2 separate regions of the Mus musculus genome follow, and region 2 is linked to region 1. The links are chromatin loops, found by intact Hi-C in ENCODE. Cell type or tissue: left cerebral cortex. All regions are shown on one strand. Each heading gives the region's core, and the rest is flanking DNA. Links, peaks and the distances in the headings are about the cores only.

Region 1 (10,500 bases), core at 3,381-5,880:
ATTAAAAGTGTGCGCCACCACTGCCCGGCGACATGGTTCTTTACACTTACTCATTCCCCTGCCTCTCAAGTCCAGAGACAGTGTCTTCACATAGCTTTACACCCGGCTGCCTCAGGATGCTCCTGATGCTGCTCCCGCCCGCTGCACCCCCCCCCGCCCCCCCCCCAGTCATCCTCTGGCCCACAGGATAGATAGTAACTGGTTTCTGTGTCCCTGAGTCCGGGATAAGGACTGGGAAACGGCTCACTGGCACAGTGCTATCTCGAGTCCCCAAGTTCAGCCTCAGCACGTGAGGCAACCCATCATCACTAACATGTACTGCGCATGCCCCTGACCCGGGTTGCCCCAGAGCATAGCTCCCAGGGTGTTTCCTCGGTGCTTGCACAGCCTTTCTCTACTCAGTGTCAACCAACCCCAGACAAGGGCCTGGTTTACTGAGTCCCAGTTAATTTCTTCTGAGCATGCGTGAGGCCCTGGCTTTCATTTCCTAGTCCATGTCTACTGAGCATGCACAAGGTTCTATTTCACAGAGTTGTGGAATGCGTGATGCTCTTGTTTCTCCCAGTATCTTCTAAGCATGCCCGAAAGTCCTGGGTTCCATTTTCCCAGTCATTATCTTTCAGTTTGTGCGTGGACTTTAGGTTCCACATGTATGGAGCATTTACCACGCCTTAGTTCCATTTCCCCTTTAAGCACCTACTCAGCCCTTGTGAGGCTTGAGTTCTAATTCTCCAGAACTTATCGCACAGACCCTGGGGTGGTTTCCCAAGCAGCTGTCAAATCATGCGGAGGCCGCAAGTCTTCTCTGGCTCTTGTGGAGCTTGGACCATTACTGCATATGCCCATAGCCCAGATTTTGTTCTCCACAGCCTTGTAAGTGTCCTCAGCACCAGGTTCGATCTGTAGATCTGATAGGGTGCTGCTGTGGGCTTTGCCTTTCCTCAGGTCCTGAGTTAGGGGCCCCACCTCACACAAGGCCAAGGAGGAAGCAGCAAGCCCCCTGATGCTGGGCAGCCGGATATACCTAGGGTGCCCAAGACAGGGTCCTGCCGAGCCCGGGTTCCATGCATCCTTGCTCCTTGTGGTGGGGACACCATTAAGCCAAGGGTTTCTCTCCGCAGAAGAAGATGAAGCTCCGAGGCACCAAAGACCTGTCCATTGCTGCCGTGGGGAAATACGGCACACTGCAGGAATTCTCCTTCTTTGACAAGGTGAGCAAGGCCCTCTAAGGCCCTCTCCATCTGGACACAGCTGCTTCCTGCCAATGCCTTGTGTGGGGCCCCGGAAGCAGGGCCACTGTGGTGCGTGGGGGAGAGCAGCGTAGACCGCAGAGGCAGCCCAGACAGTTCAGGGTCATGCACATATCCTTCCATACAGACACATTTATGAGGCTTCTGCCTGGTGCACACATCTTTTGCAACCGTGTCTCTAGCGTCCCTATCTCTTTACTCTCACAGGTGCGCAGGGTGCTGAAGAGCCAGGAGGTATATGAGAACTTTCTGCGCTGCATTGCGCTCTTCAATCAGGAGCTGGTGTCCGGGTCTGAGTTGCTGCAGCTTGTCAGTCCATTCCTGGGGTAAGTGGCTCCCGACTCCTAACTCCTGGGCTTTCTCCTATTCCAGCCAGACCCAGGGCAAGTGAGTTGTAAAGTTTGTTCATGTGATTTGTTGTTTTAAACATTAGTTTATTTTCTATGTGTACACAGGTACAGACCAGAGAACAAGTTCTTGGATGGGTATAGGCTTAGATTATTCAAAACCTACTTTAATAAGAGTTCTTAAATGCTTCAGTCTCCCTTTTAGCCCACCACCCACCAGAGGTAGTAGAAAAGAAAGGTTAATAAGGAACGGGAGTTGCAGACCTGTTTAGAAATAGTTCTTTGGGGCTATTCAGCAGTCACCACTCACAAATCAGCAACAGCAGGCAGTTTGATCCAGAAGAAACCACAAAGCTCCGCCAAAATCAGCAACTCAAAGCCAGGTGAGCAGCAGAAGACTAGCCAGCCGCCTGGAGAGCGACAGAGTCTCCCACTAGTGGCTGTGGGGTCATGTGTATATTCTTTCTAAACATCACACATCCTCTCACATGTCTGCTTCAGCAAAACATATGACATAACTGAGTTTCCAAAGACACCAGAAATTTCCACTTCAGGTGGGTTCTCGCCCATTATGTGGGTCTCAGGAAGCTAACTCAGGTTATCAAAGTTGGCAGTAAGCACCTTTACCCACTGAGCCATCTTGCCCACCTGTGGTTTTCTTTATTAAAGTTGTTCCCCAGTTATTGTTGATGGGCTCACATTTGTAAAAGAATGACTTGGAGAGAGCATGGCCCTAGTGCTAGGAGGTGACAGGAGCCAACCTTCCCTGGGTCCAGAGTGACCCTGTACACTGTGTGTGGGCAGCGCCCTTGACTTCCCATGGCTCAGATTGTGGCTCTAATTCTATGGCAGTGTGGGAGCTATAACTATTGAGTAGATATTTCACCTCAATTTGCAGGTTACAGATGTTGATACTTGGGAACTGGTGATGCATAGCTCCATCTTTTGGCAGGATGCTGTAAGAGAAAGCAGCCTGAGTGTGTGCTGTGCTGAACTGCACATTCCTATTAATGATATTGTCTCTTTTTGTGTCTTTCACGTTTTTACATGTATGTATACTATGTTGCACATATCCTTTCCTGCAGTGGACAGTCTGCTGACTTGCATGTTACATGTGCCTTCCTTGCACACATGGGATGCAAACAGACGGTATTATGTAAAAAATGAACAGAAATTGAGGTGGCATTGGATGTCAGTTGCTGAAAGTGTCCCATTAACATGCATCCTATTCCATCCTGACTTCTGAGAATGAACCCACAAGGGCCTGTGTGGGGGAAGGAGGGAAGCTTCACCCAGAAAGATAGCCCTGGTGGCCACAGCTGGTCTCCATTCTGTCTTCTAGAGCAGCCATGGATTGAAGCAAGCAAATCAGGCAGGATTGCGTGCCAACAAAGCTTTATTTACAGAAACAGTCTGTGACTGCAGTGTGTGGCATCAAGGGCAATCCAAGGCAGTGGCCAGTCCTGGGCTTCTGACTCTGGAGTCTAGTTTCACCCTCCTTAGGCTGTAGCAGCCATTGGAGTCACCAGAAACAGTACAAGAAAGATCGACCCAGCCTATCACAGGACTCCAGCATAGGATCCAGGGAACTTTGTGATGCCTATGGCCTTCTGAGGGATATCGAGGAGCAGGGGTGCTCTGCCCAGTCCTGGGAACAGCTAGTGACTAGAAGGGGCTAATGTCCAAGGCTTGAGGGTTTGGGATTAGGGTCAAGGCTGGTGTCTGTCTGTGTTTTGAATAACTTAAAGGAGGTCATGTCTAGCCTAGAACTAGGCTCATTTCTAGACCGTGGCTTGGGCACAAATTGGCTATAAACACTTGTTGCTGACTGCCTGGTCACAGGGCCATTGGGACACTTGATTGTGTGTTTGTTTCTTTTGAGACAGGATCTCATAGCTCTGGCTATGCTGGAACATGCTCTGTAGACCAGGCTAGCCTAAAACTTATCAAGATCTATCCAGATCTGCCTCTTGAGTTTTGGGTTGAAAGACATGTGCCATTCTACCCTCTTTGTTTCGTTCTCTTTTCTTGTCTTTCTCTTTCAGTTGATTAATTAATTTTTATTTCATGTGCATTGGTATTTTGCCTGCATGTATGTCTGTGTGAGTGTGCCAGATTCCCTGGAACTGGAGTTACAGACAGTTGTGAGCCAACATGTGGTTGCTAGGAATTGAACCCTGGTCCTCTGGAAAAGAAACCAGTGCTCTTAACCACGGAGCCATCACTCTAGCCCCCTCTTACTTTTTTCAAGTTGGGGACAGAAAATCAAAGCAGTGAGACGCACAGAGGTTATTCCCAGTGTGCTTTGCTGCTGTGGTCTAATGTAGCTGGCAAGGTCTATAGCTATAAGCCTGATTGGTATTGGTGAGAGAGAAACCTCCTCTCTCCTAACACTGAGTTCTGATTCAGGCCATCCTTGAAGTTCCATATCTGCAAGGCGATTGTCATGACTCTAGAACATTCTCAAAAGGCTTAGTGTTCACTTAAAGTTTCTGTCTGTCTTTGAAGGAAATTTCCAGAACTCTTTGCACAGTTCAAGTCCTTCCTAGGAGTGAAAGAGCTGTCCTTTGCACCACCTATGAGTGACCGGTCTGGAGATGGGATAAGCAGAGAAATTGACTATGCGTCTTGTAAGCGAATAGGATCCAGCTATCGGGCACTTCCCAAGACCTACCAGCAGCCCAAGTGCAGCGGAAGGACTGCCATTTGCAAGGAGGTAGCACCCTTGGGGTACAGGTCAGCCCTCTATGGCACACATGGGTCCAGACTTCCTGATGACATTTGATACTTGAGGGGTGCCAGCAGAGCCCACCTGAGCTTCATGCCCTGTTGGATGGCAGTACTTACAGCTCACACTGATGGAGTGGAAACGTGGTCAACTTTATCGTTGCTCAGTTCTGCCCATCCCCAAGTGTACTTAGTGACACCCTGTCCTCTGGTCCAGGTCCTGAATGATACATGGGTCTCCTTTCCATCCTGGTCTGAAGACTCCACCTTTGTTAGCTCCAAGAAGACGCCCTACGAGGAGCAACTGCATCGCTGTGAGGATGAGAGATTTGAAGTAGGTGAAACACTTCTGGCTACCTATCTTGCTGTCCTCTGTCCTCCCAGCCCACGCCTTCCTTGTACAGCCTAGTCCTGTAGTCTCTTTCCTCTGCCACCAAAGAGTGCCAGTGCTGTAGAGCAGCTCGCCCTGGCTGCCAGCTCTGCAGCTCTTGAGCTGCAGCACAGCATTTAACTCTTCCTTTCAGCTAAAGACAGTGGGTTAGTTAACTTAAACTAAGTTAGCTTTATTTTTGTATGTTTTTGTTTGCTCAAGACAGGATTTCTTTGTGTGGTTCTCACTGTTCTGGAATTCACTCTGTAGACCAGGCTGGCTTCGAACTCAAAAGATTCTGATCCTAAGTGCTGGAATTAAAGATGTGTACTACCATTGCCTGGCTAAGTTAGCTTCATTTCTTATTAAAGTTATAATTGAGTTCTTCAGACCTAACCAAGTGTTCCTCCTGGGGACAGACAGATAAAGCACCTTCATTTCGTCCTGACTCCCCTTCTTCAAGCTTATATCTGCATGTCTTTTTGTTTTTAAGATTTATTTTCATTTTATGTGTGTGGGTGTTTGCTTCCATGTCTGTCTGGTGTCCACAGAGGCCAGTAAAGGGCATTGGATGCCTTGGAACTGGAGTTAGGAACAGTTATGAGCCACCATGTGGGTGCTAGGAGTTAAATCCCAGTCCTCTGGAAGGACAGCTAGAGCTCTTACCCCATGAGCCAGCTCTGCAGCCCTTGCTTTTCTTTTTGAAATGTCTCTCTTTGTCCCAGGCTAATGTGGAGCTTGTGACCCTCCTGCCTTAGCCTTTCAAATGCTAGGATGACTGACGAGTGTATGCCCTCCACCTGCTTCCTCTGTGTGTGTGTTTCCAACTTCTGCTGGGACAAGTCCCATGGACAAAACAGTTTATATGAACCAGAGTCTAGCAGCCTCTGGGAAGTACAATTCAAAGGTGACATACTTGGCAAAGCCTGCTTATGGTACCCCATGGTGGTTGGGACATAAAGGAGGCCCGTTCCTAAACATTGCCACCCACCCATGAGGACAGTCTATGGCTGGAGCACCAGGCCCTGTGTTATGTTTGAGGCAAGGTTGTCTTAGGACACAGTCTTCCTGCTCCCATTAATACTATGACACCCACTGCTAAACTTCAGTGGCAGTGTGGCAGGCGATCAGACTGAGAGAGAGGAGAGAGAGAAAGAGAGAGAGAGAGAGAGGGAGAACACGCGAGCACCTGTGTGTATGTATCAAGCGCCCTCCAGTGGTGGTATGTGTCACTGCTGTTACTGGAACACTGCTCCTTCCACACAGGTGTGCTCTGGTAGACAACCACACTTACTGGCTCCATTGACAGCTTCCAACCACTCACCAGTTCCCAGTTCTGACCATGCCTGCCTCCTCCCTGCAGTTGGATGTTGTCCTGGAGACCAACCTGGCCACCATCCGAGTGCTGGAGAGTGTGCAGAAGAAGTTGTCACGGATGGCTCCTGAGGACCAGGAGAAGCTCCGCCTGGATGACTGCCTGGGTGGCACATCAGAGGTGATTCAACGCCGTGCCATACACCGCATCTATGGAGACAAGGCCCCAGAGGTCATTGAGAGCCTGAAAAGGAACCCTGCCACCGCTGTGCCTGTCGTTCTGAAAAGGTATCTCCCTCTTCTACTCCTGTCCATGATTCGGGAGAGCTACCAGGGTTCCTGACCAATGGAGCCACTTGACTGTCTCTTCAGGTCAGCCTCCAGCTGACCTAGTCCTGAACAGAGTCTTAACAACCAGGCTCTTGGACATCTCTGGGTATGAACAAGCAGTCTCACCTTTTGCTTACATAAAATCTACACACATGTACCTATCCATGACCTCTTGGTGACTTACAGCGCCTGTGGCAGTACATGTGCTTCAGTGTCCCACTTAGGTCTGGTTGAGACCTGGGATTCAAAGTGTGGATTATGACCGAAACACAAGGATCCCTAGCCCACTGTCTATTGGCATGCCATGAAGCCCTGTGCTAGCCCACAGGTTTGAGCTGTGATGCTCAGCGGGGTTAGTGTCAGAGCTGTGTGGGCTGCTGGGTGTCTGGGAGGAGCTGGAGGACTTTAACCAGCCACTGCTGGAGAGCTGGCTAGCATTTAGGAGCACTGCTGCTCTTCCAGAGGACCCTGTCCAATTCCCAGCACCCACATGGTGGCTCACAGCTGTCTGTAACCACAGGGTCACCATATGCATGTGGTATACACATGCACATGAAATAATAAATACAAAAATTTTTTAAGTAGCCATGTTGGCTCTGTAGGACCACTTCCCCTTTCTTCCCCCTCTCTGTGGGAGGTGTTTGTTTTGTTTTCTTTTGTTTATTTTGGTGATGGGGTCTTATGTAGCTCAGACTGGCATCGGACTTAACCATGTGCCCAGGGAGCCTTCTGACTCCAGTTCCTCAAGTGCTGGGATGACATTCTTGCACCACCATGCCAGGCTCTTTTTTTTTGTTGTTTTGTTTTTGAGATGAGGCTTTCTTACTGTAACCCAGGCCAGCTAGAACTGGATATCCTTCTGCCTTAACCTCCCTCATGCTGGCTTGCTTGTTGCCACGTAGACCAAATGTGTAATTGCTATGAGGAAGCTGGGCCCTTCTCCAGGGGTCACAGGAGGGTCCAGCTGTTAGGCACTGAGCCCCTCTCCCTACAGGCTGAAGGCCAAGGAGGAGGAGTGGCGGGAGGCCCAGCAGGGCTTCAACAAGATCTGGCGTGAGCAGTACGAGAAAGCATACCTCAAGTCCCTGGACCACCAGGCTGTGAACTTCAAGCAGAATGACACCAAGGCACTGCGCTCTAAGAGCCTGCTCAATGAGATCGAAAGTGTCTATGATGAGGTGAGGCATGCTGGGCAGGGACTACCAATCTCCTCACACCTGAACCCACACCATGCTTGCCTTAGTGATGGGGAAACTGAGGTATGAAAGGAGCTGCTTGCTAGACGTTTCCTGGGCTTTCTCTGCTGCACCTAAGTCATTCAGAGGTCAGAGGTGTGCTAGCCCTTAGAGCTAGAGATGCAGGTAGGTGTCTGTGAGCTACTGGAAATCCAGAACAGCAAGCACCTTTAACTGCTGAGCCATCTCTGCAGTTCCCATGGCCTGACCTTTGAAGGCAGAAGTGGTAGTGTGGGGTAAGAACACTTGCCTAATTTGAGGCCTAGGTTAAAAGTTGAGGTAACCACATGGGAAAAAAAGAGTTTTGAGGTGTCCATATATTACTAAATCAGTCTCCATTCCTATGACAAGCATGTGAGAGACACCGTTCAAAAGAAGAAAGCTAGTGTTGGCTCATGAGTTTAGAAATTTCAGCCCAGAGCTGCCTTAGCTCCTCCATTGCTTAGGCTCTAGCAAGATGGGAACATGAGATCTCAGGACAGGCACAGGAAGCCTGCGCAGCTTCCCAATAATACCTGTTAGGGAGCTACTCTTGTGTCATCTGTCCATGAGCCCTCTCAGTGGGATTGGCTCTACCAAGGAGGAGTAAGCCCTTTGGACACTTGTATCCAGATTCTAATTTGCCCTTGTGCTGTGATAAGCTCCATGACCAAAGGTAACATGGGGAGGAAAGGGTTGATTTCGCCTTCGGGTTCATCTTCAGAGCTGTCAGGGCAGGAACTTGAGGCAGGAGCTAAGAAATGCCCCATGAGCCAACCTGATGCAGGCAGTTCCTCCCATGGCTCCTCTTTCCAAATGGCCCAGCTGACAAAGCACAGTGGCCTGAACAAAACAAGGGTCTTGGAAGGTCAGAGGAGTCCCAGGCTGTGTTGAGGCACTGTAGTAGCTAGGTCATTGAGCCCACTCTGGCCATGGGTCTCTAAAGTACTGAGTTGAGCTTCCTGGTCTTCAGTTAGGGAGTGTGATCTACAAACTGACAGACTGGATCCTGCCAGAGATGGTGTTTGAGGGACCCCCAGAAGCTCACCGTGCACTGACCATGAGAGCTGAGAAGATACTCAGCCCTGTCTAAAGAGACAGTGTCTGGAGTTGGTGCTGCCATCGACCGAGGGCCTAAGTGCAAAGACAGCTCCTTGGGTTGAGGGAGGATCAAGTAGTGGTCACCTTTGAGTTTGGGAATGCCATTATCCACATCAACATTAAGGGGTGGTGTATGGGAAAGAGGTTCACCTGGACATGCTCAGAGGCCTTGTACACAGCAGAAAGGAGCTCAACCCAAGAGATGACTGCAGACACTAGGCTGAGGGCTAAGGTCTCTAAGAACCTGGGGGAAATCTCCCCCACCCCTCATTTCTTGTTGGTTAAGGAGCTAGGCAGGTGGTAAGCTGTTTTAATGGAATGGGGGCGGCACCAAGAGCCCTGTGGAGTAGTGGAACTGAGTGAGTGACAGATGGCTGAAGGCTCCTGGGCCACTCTGAACTCTGAGCCTCACCTTATGGAGACCTTACTCCTTAGCCAGGTCTGTGGGAAGTCTCTCCTTTCATTACAGTCCTCTAGTGCTAACATCCACCTGCAGTGAGAGGGCCTTGGTTTGCCCAGTTGAGAGCTGTAGACTGGCTGGGAGCTGGACCCTACCAGGGCAGCTGTGACACTGTGAGAAAGGTTGGATAGATAACCCTATTCCTTCGGTGTGTGCCAAGATCACTCATCCTTTCTAAGGAGGCTGGAGGTTATGCTGGAAGTGGGGCTTGGGTGATGGGCAGGCCATGCCCGCTGACTGCCACCCTTTGCAGCACCAGGAGCAGCACTCAGAGGGCCGCAGTGCGCCTTCCAGCGAGCCGCACCTTATCTTCGTGTATGAGGACCGACAGATCCTAGAGGACGCAGCAGCACTCATCAGCTACTATGTTAAGCGGCAGCCAGCCATTCAGAAAGAGGACCAGGGCACTATCCGCCAGCTGCTTCACCGTTTCCTGCCCAGCCTGTTCTTCTCGCAGCAGTGCCCCGGCACCTCCGATGACTCTGCTGATGAGCGCGACCGGGACCGGGACAGCGCTGAGCCTGAGCGCCGCCGGCCCACAGATGAGAAGCCCCCTGCAGATGCATCTCCAGAACCGCCCAAGGTCCTGGACGATGTGTACAGTCTGTTTTTTGCCAACAACAACTGGTACTTCTTCCTGCGGCTGCACCAGACGCTGTGCGCCCGCCTGCTCAAGATCTACCGGCAGGCGCAGAAGCAGCTGCTGGAACATCGACGAGAGCAGGAGAGGGAGCAGCTGCTGTGCGAGGGCCGCCGTGAGAAGGCTGCAGACCCTGCCATGGAGCTGCGACTCAAGCAGCCTAGTGAGTGCCTGGGCTGAGTGAGGCTCTGGGCTAGCCTCTGTCCCTTTAGGCCACTTTAATGGAGGGTGGTGGTGGACCAGGGATAGGGCCTCCTTAGCAAGTCCTTCTTAGGGAGTCCGGGCTGCTGCTTTCAGCAAGAGATTCAAGTGACCACCCTCCTTCCCCAGGTGAAGTGGAGCTGGAGGAGTACTACCCGGCCTTCCTGGACATGGTGCGGAGCCTGCTAGAGGGGAGCATCGACCCCACACAGTATGAGGACACTCTCCGTGAGATGTTCACCATCCATGCCTACATTGGCTTCACTATGGACAAGCTAGTGCAGAACATTGCCCGCCAGGTGAGGCTGGTCAGGGGAGGGCAGGATCAGGGGAGCTCTCCTGTCACCTTGGAAACTGGTCCTTTCAACACAGGGTCCACACAGCAAGTCTATACTTTTGTTTCAGTGAGGTGAAATTCACACAACAGAATTAACCCTTTAAAGTGCATCCATAGTTCATAGCATTTAGCACTGTAGCCATCTCTTAAGTCCATCCCTATACCCCACCTGTTCTAACATGCAAAATGAGAGTCCTGGCCCAAAGCTG
Region 2 (10,500 bases), core at 4,935-7,434, 65 kb before region 1:
TGCTCTCAGCCTTCAGTTCTTTGCCTGTCATTGGGCTTTTGTTTTTGTTATTGTTGTGTATGTTTGGTTTTGTTTTGGAGATGGGAGTCTCACCTTTCTGTCTCAGTTGGCCTAGAACTTAAGCTCAAGCGATCCTCCTGTCTCTGCCTCCTGAGGATCGGGGACTGCAGGTGAGCACCACAATGCCCGGCAATGCCACTGCTCGGAAGTATTTTAACAGACAGACTCAGAGGCCCAGCTCCAATGTCCCACCTTCAGCAGAACTCCTCCATTTCCCTACAAGCCTCATCCTTGAATTGCTCAAGTTCCAGGTCCCTTCTTCTGTCCCAGCCTGGCTGTGGGAGGTGATGGGTATCTCTGTTTGCTGCTATGTCCCTGTCTCCTCCAGCACCATCTGGTGCCACCTTGGCCAGTGTTTGTGACATGAAGGAAGCACTTGAATTCAAGTCCAACCTGATGCCACTTCCTACTTCCACCAGGTGGCCCCACAGCCACTGTGGTTCTCAAGCACAGTGGCCAACCTGAGGAAGCTGACCGAACTGCCCTTCCATCTGCTGCATGCAGGCCGCTTGGAGGAGTTGAAGCAGGAGGTTCTGGGTAAGGGGGCCATGACAGAGGCCATGAGGGAGGGCCTTTGAGGCCTCACCTACCTATCTATCCATCCATCCATCCATCCATCCATATGTCCATTTATTTGTCCATTTATCTATCTGCTACAACTTTACTGGTTTAACTCTGTAGTTTCCCTTCTGTACTAACCTCCCCCCACCCATCCTTCCACCCATCTATCTTTCATCCATTTGTCCATTTAGGCAGCTTTTCTATCCATTCGTCTATTCATCAACTGTCCACCTCTCAGTCTATCTATGTATCTGTTCCATCCACCTATTTTGCCACCCACTGTCCATACCTGTGATTTTCAAACAATAGACATTCTTACTCAGGAGACACTTGGCAAATCCTGAACACATTTCTGAGAGTTATACTGCAGATAGAGGTTGCTGGCAGCATCTGGGGTGGAGTCCTGGTCAAGGCTCCACATTACATCAATCACAGCTCAGTGCCCACTACAGAGACCCATCAGCCTCAGTGCCAGAAATGTTGAGTTTAAGAGTCCAGGAAGACAGGATGACCATTCTCCAGCTCTCAGAATGATCCATTCCTTGTCCTCCACAGGGAACATGAGTTGGATCTCATGTCGGGGCATCTCTGGAGGCATTGAGGTCCTGCTGGATGATTTTGACATGTGTGCCCCTCACATGAACTCTCCTGAGGTTGATCTGGTTAGAGAAGCCATCCAGCTGTGTGGCCCTGCTGTGGAGCTCCGGGGCCTGGGTAAGTGTCCTGGCCTGACAGGCTATGTTGTGTACTTGTCTCTAGAAACACATTCTTCCCAAGTGACTGCAAGTTGATTTTTCACCAACCTACACATCCATCTGTCAATTATTCATTCATCTGACCATCCACCCATTCATCCACCTGTCTATCCATCTACCCATTTGCCCATTGATCCCTCAACCTTCCGTTCACAAATCTATCCACCCATTCACACATCTATATGTGTCTGTTTTCATCCACCCACTATGTCACTTTCTTGTTTAACTCCATGATGCCTTCTTCAAAACTAACTTGCAGGATTTGGAATGTAGACAGGAAGAACTTTGAAACAAAACCTGAAAAACCAATGCCTACCTCCCTCTGTACCTGCATTTTTCTTTAGACAGATCCAGGCAGGAAGTAGTTCAGGGGAATGAAGGGAATTGTGTTCAGACTTAATAACAGGAGACAAAATAAGTCACTTGGATTTTGTTTTTGTTGTTTGTTTTTCAAGACAGGGTTTTCCTGTGGAGCTCTGTTTGTCCTGGAACTCACTGTGTATGCCAGGTTGGCCTTGAACTCACAAATATCCACCTGCCTACCTCCCAAAGGATTTTTAATGGATGAAATCCAGAAAAGAAGGAGAATTGCAGGAAGATGACTCAGTTAACAATGTGCTTGCTATGAAAGTGGGCTGACTTGCCCTTAGATCCCCAGTGTGCATGTAAGAAGCCATTGTGGTGCTGTACGTCTCCCATGCTCTGTGTGGGGTAGAGGCAGGAGGATCAGAGGATCTGCTGGCCAGTTAGTACAGCTGAACTTGTGAGATCCAAGGTCAGTGAGGCCCTCTTACCAAAGTGGAGAGTGGATGAAAAAAAAATACCTTATGGTGACCACTGACAGCACATACATGTGAGCATGCACATACATGAGTATATGAATATGAACACATGAGGATGTACACATACAGGCATGTGAATGCACACTTGAACATGCACACACACAAGGCACATACAAGCATGCACACACACAAACATGCATACATGCATACATGGAGCATGCATATGAGAGTGCACATATGAATACAACACATACAGAATAATTACTGTAGGTAGATGGGGTGATGCACCTGCTTTTCCAGAACTCAGGAATCTGAGGCTGGAAAACTACTGCAAGTTCAATGCTAGCCTGGATTACATAGCCTGAGCTATGGTGTGAGACCCTACTTGAACAAACCACACACATATGCACACACATGTGTACACACAAAGGAGAAAGGCAAATGTTCTATGAAGATTCTCCTTCCTTCCTTCAAGACAGAGTCTCAGTGTGTAACTCAAACTGGCCTCAAAGCCACAATACTCCTGCCTCAGTCTTGTGGTAACAGGTGTGCCGCAGTCTAACCTCTATTGGGTCTCCTATCTGTGGGGAACGAATTTCTGGTTGCAGGTGGGCAAGGAGTTGGTGAGAATGGGGTGACAAACAGACACGACACAAGGGAGTGTGTTGAATCTGAATGCATTGTCCAAACGAACACCAGACTTTTTTATACAGAAGAAAAACAAAAAAAGCCAGGTGAACACATCCACCAAGTTACATTGACACAAAACAAATAAGAATGCATACATAAAAAGTTGGCGGGGACCAGGCCACATTTACCACTTAAAATGGAGCCAGGTGAATGCTCTGATGCAATGCTAGTCTATTGTTAAACTCACCACCAGGGGTTCTTTAGTAAATACCTGATTACGCTATTCCTCTGGACCTAGTGAAGAAACCTGTACCAGGGGAATTCCCTTCCACTAACTCTTTCATGTGACAATCCACCTATTTGCTAGGCCATTGTGTATTCCTGTGTTTGGGTGTGACTCAGCTATTGTCCTAAGTAATTACTATGCAGACTAGCCCTGAGCTTTCCTAGTTCTGTACTTTGTAATGCCTAATTAGTATCACAGTCTCTACTAGAAGTGAATTTAAGTGTTACTGAATAGGTAACATTCTTAGTGAATTCCAAGCTCAGGGTCGGCTTCAAGGATTTTCTAGGAACCATTGGAACACTGGTGGAGGCTTAGCTATGTCAAAATCAAACCTTAAAGGCACTTATAAGAAAACAATTCTGAAAGAGAGCACATGGATCCAAACACCAGACTAACGTGGGGACAGGCTTTGAATAAACAGGCTATGGGAATGCCAAGGTTCCAGGAGGCTGTTTCTGTGAAATTCTTTGCCTCAGGACTGCTTTCAGGCTTTAGGCCGGTAGGTAAAGCAGAGTGCACTGGAGTGGTCGAAGCACAGGTGTGAGCCATCATGTGCAGCTTTATGACAACTACCCCTTCTGGGCTTGAGGAGCTCTCCTGTTTGTCAGTTCGTGTTCCGGATGGTATCTTGTTTCATGTGCTATTTCTTATCTACTTAAGTGCATTTATTTTTTATTCTGTGGGAGTATGTGTGTACCCCAGTACACATGTGGAGATCAGAGGTTTCATTTCTCTCTTATCTTGTGGCCCTGGTGAATGGCAATCACCTTTGTCTGTGAAGCCATTTTGTCTGCCCCAAGATTTTATTTAAAAGTAAATTTGGAGTGGGGAGTGGAGATTGGTGCTGGAGTCCCAGGCTAGAACCCCAACATTGGCAGTTCCCAGAGACATCCTAGCCTCTCACCTGACTCAACAGGTGACAAGATGCATGGAGGAAGATCAGGTGTTCAAGGTCTGCCTCAGATACATAAGACACACTGACAAAAGAGAAAGTAAGGAGAGAGGGATGGAGGGGTGGAGGGAGGGAGGGAGGAAAAGGAAAATTAAACGAATGGGGAAAAGGTAGGTCCTGTGCCATGGCTCAGTTAATAAAAGTGTTCTTTGTACAAGCATGAGGACCTGAGTTCAAATCCCTAGCCCCACTTAAGAGCTCAGTTCACCAGCATGCACCTGCAAACCCAGGGGTACAGTCAGGCAGATCCCAGTCTAGCTGAATATGTGAGACAGGCTCAACGAGAGGCTTGATCTCAAAAAGTACATGGCTCATTACATAAAGGTTCTTGTGGCAAGCCTGAGGACCTGAGTTCAGTCCTGGGACCTAAGTGCTGGGAATAGAGAAGTGATTCCCACAGGTCCTCCATTGACTGCCACACAGGCACACAAACTAAGAACAAAAACAAAAACAAAATGTAATGTAAAGAATTAAACTGTCAAACAATTCAAAGATAAATTGGTAATCTTAGAGTTTGGTAAACCTCTGGGTGTGTTCTATGTGTATTTCAAATAGGTGTCAGTATGTCAGCTAGGTGTGTCCTGTGGATATCTTTGTCCCCCATATTTGTCTGATGTGTGTGTATGTGTGTGTGGTGTGTATATATGCATGTGTGTGTATGTATGTATGTATGTATGTATGTATGTAGTGTGTCTGGTGTATGTATTGTTTGTGTGTAGTGTATGTGTGTAGTGTGTGCCTGGTATGTATATGGTGTGTGTATGGTATGTGTGTCTGATGGGTATGTCTTGTGTATGTGTTTGTATATATCTGATATGTGTTTGTCTATGTGTGTGTGATATGTTTAGTGTATGTTATATGATGGGTGTGTCTGGTGTATGTGTGTGATGTGTTTGATGTGTATGCCTGGTGTGTGTGTTTGATGGGTGTGTGTGTGGTCTTGCAGCGCAGCGGTCATGGGGGAATAAAGGGAGTGGGAGAAAACCCGTGTTCCACCAGAGTTCTGGTGCTCTGGGCGGGTGGACGCAGAGGACGGCCACAAGCTTTCCATGCGACCCCGGGTGGGGGTCTGGCTGTGGGAAGCTATGGACCCAGCTTGCAGGGGTGGGGTGTTGGGGGGGTGGACAAGGGGCAGTCCTAGGTCTCTGGGCCTCACGGAGGCCAGAGATAACAGGTTCTCAGTCTCAGGCATCCCAGACACCACTGTACACTGCAGAAGAGCTGAGAACAAAATAGAGGCCCCCCAGGATGTCTTGGTCAGCCCCAGGGCCAAAGGGAGGAGAGGGCAGGGAGAGAGGGCATACTAGATGGTTCCCATGCGGGTGAGAGTCCTTGGTCTGGTCCGTGGCTGGAGCCCAGGAAGGCCTTCTGGTGGGAAGTTAGATGGGGCTCTTTAGGGGAAAGCCAATCCCATCGTTCAAGCACGGTGGGCCTTGATGAGCACAGACAGTCTATGGTTTTAGAGCTTTATTGTAGAAAGGCAGGGAGAAAGAGAGAAGGTAGAAAGAGAGAGAGAGGCCGGCCATGGCCATGTGGAGAGAGGGGGGAAGAGAGAGGGGCCAAGCAGCTCCTCTTATAGTGGGTTGGGCTACCTTGCTGTTGCCAGGTAACTATGGGGAGGAGCATGCCTGGCTATAGTCAGGTAACTGTGGGGGTGGAGTCTAGCCAGAATGCCAAAAGCTTCGGACTGATAGTCACAGAATTAAGGAGTCTGTGGTGTCAGGCACCTGTCTCTGGGAATGTGGCTCACTGTTCCATCCCTTGTAGAGTTTTCTACTGGGTCGCCCGAGCAAGCTCCATTCAACCAAAATAGGCTGCCTTTCATGGCCCCATATGGTGTGTGTCTGTCAGGTGTGTCTTTGATGGGATTTGTTTGTCTCTGCCTCTCAGGTTACAGTGCACGCTTGCAGACTGGGCTTTTGCCTGAGTTCTGAAGACTGAGCCACCTCTCCATCCAGGGTGTTTAGACATTCCGTGCAACCCCATTACCACCCTCCCTCAAACCTTGCTGACACTTTCTCTGTGAAACCTTCATTCCCTATATCCCTCCCCAGGTCCAGGCTCCTTCCTCTTAGACTGCTTTTGGGCTCTCTTCCTGAATTTGAAGGCTCTACATACTTCCTATAAATTGTTTAAGAAAGTGAACTCTTCATGTGCTAAAGGATAACGTTGAACTCTTGATCCACTTGCTGCCCCTTCCCAAGTGCTGGGATGACAGGAACGTACACTATTTTTGCTTTATGTGGTACTGGGGATGGAGCCCAAGGCTTTGTGCATGTTGGGGGAGCACGCTACCTACTGAGCCATCTCTCACAATACACCCTCTGCAAGGACTTTGCAAAAGCTCCTTCATTTACAACCCAGCAGCAGATGGAGTGTGGTAAGAGATATCACCACCAGAGGGCATCGCAGCAGCACAAGTTCCCAGTGCATTTCTCCTCCAGCATGGCCACTCTGCAGGCTTTCAGGGAGCCAGTTCTGATCCTCTTCCTTCCTTCCTTCCTTCCTTCCTTCCTTCCTTCCTTCCTTCCTTCCTTCCTTCCTTCCTTCCTTCCTTCCTTCTTTCCTTCCTTCCTTCCTTCTCTCTCTCTCTCTCTCTCTCTCTCTCTCTCTCTTCCTCTCTCTCTCTCTCTCTTTCTTTCTTTCTTTCTTTGTATGTTTAGGTGCCCATGCAGAATAGAGGAGTTGGATCCCCGGAGTTTGAGTTTCAGGCAATTGTGAACCACCTGATATAGATGCATACTCTTAACCACTGAGAATTTTCTCCAGTCCCCTCCATATACAGAATATTTTGTTTGTGTGTGTGCGTGCATGGTCAGTGTGTGAAAGCTGGAGGGCAGTCTGAGGGAGTTGGCTCTCTCCTTACATCGTGTGGGTCCTGCCTATTGAACTCAGGTCATCAGGCTTGATAGCAAGCACATTTATCCCCTGAGCAGGATCTCTAGCCTCTGATACTCTAGCCAGCGATTGGCCTGGCTTTGAACTCTTTATTATTATATCTAAGTACACTGTAGCTGACTTCAGACACACCAGAAGAGGGCGTCAGATCTCATTATGGATGGTCGTGAGCCACCATGTGGTTGCTGGGATTTGAACTTAAGACCTTTGGAAGAGTAGTCAGTGTTCTTAACCCCTGAGCTACCTCTCCAGCTGGCTTTGAGCTCTTAATCCTTCTGTCTGATGCTCCTGAGAGACAGGACACCAGGCATGAACAGAAGTGCCCACTGTGGGCATCTTGCTCTACTGTGCTGCATTGGGGATACACTGATGGCCCAGCGGAGATGCTTGTCCCTGGTTAAAGAGCAGAGAGAGGCTGAGGACTGCCAGATGGGCTTCGGGGATGAAGTCAAACAGCAGCTTAGGGTGATAAGCACTGGTCTGGAGCCGGGGAGTTTGGCAGAGGTGGCATTTGAAAGCTGGGTACAATTTACCTATACACTGAGTTTCCCACTCTCCTTCTCTCTTCCTTTCTTCTTTCATCTGTCCATCTATCCATCTCTCCAGTCTTCCCCCACATTTTGCCAATCTGTTCATGCAGCTCCCTTCTGCCCTCACATTCATCCATCTCCCCATCCTCCACCCACTTTCCACCTATTCTTGAATCTATCCATCCACCATACCCCTTGATCTCAGGTACTTGGGGAGCTGAAGTGAGAGGTTCTCTTGATCCCAAGAGTCAAGGCTGATCATAGGAATAATAAAATGAATAACTAACTAGTTAATGAACTGATTGATCCAAAAGTGCCTCTTGGAGAAGAATGGCTGGCTTGAGGAAGAGCTTCAGGCAAAGGAACATAGTCAGCAGAGCCTAGAGGCTGGCAGCTATTCTGTGCTCAGGAAGCAGGGATGGACACAGGAGGGATGGCAGGGCCTGAGGTTGAGGGGTCCCAGATTCTCTTCTGCAGTCTTGTAAGAGTTGGGGTTAGTTGGTGTGGTTCAGCCAGGTGGGTGACACCTCATTTTGTTGCAGAGAAGAGCGTCCTATACACCGAGCTCCTGGCCAGACTCCTTTTCTTTGCTGCATCACATCCAGCAATGATCGGACAACTGTGCCAACAAGCCCAGAGCTGGTTCCGTGCCTGCCCCTACCCAATGCTGGTGCCCCTGGCAGGATTCCTGCAGCCACCTGGTGGACCTCTTCGAGCCACTCTTACTGGGTGTCACAAAGGTGAGTATCCCCAACATTACATTACAAAACCCATACCAGCTCACTGCATACTCAGGGGCCCAGATGCCAGGTATTCGGGGCTGCTCTCTGGGGCTCCCCTCTGGGACTTTCCCTTGCCACCTCATGCTGACTAGGCTTTCTGTGTCCCCTGGGGCTGTAGATTGCTGCTGTAAATACTGCTAATGATCCTGGAGCTGGCAGACTCCTACCTATGAGGTTTTGTCCCAGAGTTGCTGGCTGCAGAGTTCTACAGGACTTAAGTTCTGACATAGTTGTGTCACCATATGTCTGTCCCCTTCTGTGTGACTCACACACCACCTACCCACACCCATACTCACACACCACCTACCCATACCCATACTCACACACCACCTACCCATACCCATACACATCCTTCTGCCTCCCACCCATTGCCTGCCTCCCCACATCTGTTCATCCACCCACCAACTTTATCTATCCGACGATCCACTTACCATCCACTCATATTTCTGTAAGTCTAGTCATCCACTTTTCCACCCATACCCCTGCAGAGGATTTTTGCTCACTCATGCATCTATTGGTGTATCTGTTCATCAAGCCATTGATCCACACATCCACCCACCTATCGTTCCTTCCCTCTATCCAATCTTTCATTCATTACCCACCCAGCTGCCTGATAGTTATTGTTTTTCTAAGACATTTTCTTTTAAAATTTTCTCTCCATCTCTCTCTCTCTCTCTCTCTCTCTCTCTCTCTCTCTCTCTCTCTCTCTCTGCATGGGCACATGTGTTTTACATATGTATAGGGGTTCCCAGAGAGGTCAGAAGAGTCTGTCAGACCCCCTGGAGCTGGAGTCACAGACAGCTGTGAGCCGCCTGATGTGGGTGTGGAGAACTGAACCCAGGTCCCCTGGAAGAGGAAGTGCTCTTAGCCTCTAGGCCATCTCTGCAGCTGAGCTGTACCTGTTCTTACAGCTGACCTCACTCCACGAGTCCCTTCCTAGCCAGTCCCTGCCCCACCCTGCCCCTTCCTCTCATTACATACAGCTGCTTAGCAAATGACCCTTGGACCACTGCAGAGCTTTGACTCACCACTTCCCCCCTGGCCTGCCCTCTTCCTTCTCCCTCCTTTCCTTTGTCCATACACATTATCTCTCAGCCATCATGAGACCCACACACATCACAGGGCTCCAGGCTCCAGGCTCCAGCTTTGGCCATCTTGTGCCCCAGGCAGCTTCTCTCCACAATAGCAATTTTGACTGCTCAGAAACCAGAGAGGAAATGACTCAGCAGCTGCACAGTGCTAAGGACCCTGCTATAGAAGGGGGCTAGTGAGAAAGAAACTCTGTCTTCCCTATGGTGTCATAGAACTAGGACTCTTTGAGTCTAGTTGCCCTGCCTACTTTCACCGTGAGTCTTATTGGCCAGTGATGACTGCTGTAGCCCATACTGTCATGGTGACATTCAAACCAGGGAGAAGGGGAGAGAGGAATGGACAGAAGGTTTCTTCCTTTTAGGGGCATCACCTAGAAGAACTTGTTTCTACTCTTATGTCTAGCACTAGGACATCTCCCGTTGTAAGGCTGTGAGAAAATAGTCTCCTCATGTGAGCATTGGTATAATTTCTGTCTCTGTTTCTGTCTATGTCTCTCTCTCTGTGGTGGAGATTGCGTGGGTAACTATATACTCAGATAAAAACTTATCTCCAGCTGGGCTGGAGAGATGGCTCAGCAGTTAAGAGTTAGGCCTCTCCAAGTTCCTGGCAGAACAAGGAGCATTATAACAAAAGGTTATTTAAGGCCTTTTAAGAAGAAGGTGGGGGGCTGGTGAGATGGCTCAGCGAGTAAGAGCACCCGACTGCTCTTCTGAAGGTCCTGAGTTCAAGTCCCAGCAACCACATGGTGGCTCACAACCATCCGTAAGATCTGACTCCCTCTTCTGGTGTGTCTGAAGACAGCTGCAGTGTACTTACACATAATAAATAAATAAATATTTTTTTAAAAAAAAGGTGGGCTGGAGATATGGCTCAGTGGTTAAGAGCACTGACTGCTCTTCCAAAGGTCCTGAGTTCAAATTCCAGCAACCACTTGGGGGCTCATGACCATCCATAATGAGATCTAACGCCCTCTTCTGGTGTGTCTGAAGACAGCTACAGTGTACTTACATATAACAATAAATAAATCTTTTTTTTTTTTTTTGGCTTTTTTGAGACAGGGTTTCTCTGTGTAGCCCTGGCTGTCCTGGCACTCACTCTGTAGACCAGACTGGCCTCGAACTCAGAAATCCACCTGCCTCTGCCTCCCGAGTGCTGGAATTAAAGGCGTGCGC

What was found. Peaks named below come from ENCODE experiments on the same cell type or tissue, not always from the same donor. Only the 100,000 strongest peaks of a DNase experiment are listed, where the experiment ranks them.
Region 2: it touches region 1 in a loop (4-fold over the local background); 26 of 42 quality-filtered maps call a loop at or near these places.

Annotation. Positions count from the first base shown.
Region 1 is chr8:72,740,353-72,750,852 of GRCm38, forward strand. It overlaps Sin3b (transcriptional regulator, SIN3B (yeast)), which reads left to right. Exons shown (of 19, transcript NM_009188.4): 7 at 1,122-1,211; 8 at 1,458-1,576; 9 at 4,106-4,313; 10 at 4,542-4,658; 11 at 6,058-6,296; 12 at 7,333-7,516; 13 at 9,367-9,916; 14 at 10,084-10,253. Among named protein-coding and RNA genes, the nearest start is that of F2rl3, 16 kb to the right of the region's middle. In left cerebral cortex, for the core only: no CTCF peak of the experiment used is centred there; a DNase peak (open chromatin) is centred at 4,382.
Region 2 is chr8:72,673,928-72,684,427 of GRCm38, forward strand. It overlaps Nwd1 (NACHT and WD repeat domain containing 1), which reads left to right. Exons shown (of 19, transcript NM_176940.5): 8 at 480-597; 9 at 1,177-1,335; 10 at 7,997-8,194. Among named protein-coding and RNA genes, the nearest start is that of Nwd1, 32 kb to the left of the region's middle. In left cerebral cortex, for the core only: a CTCF peak has its summit at 6,414 (motif pointing right); a DNase peak (open chromatin) is centred at 6,420.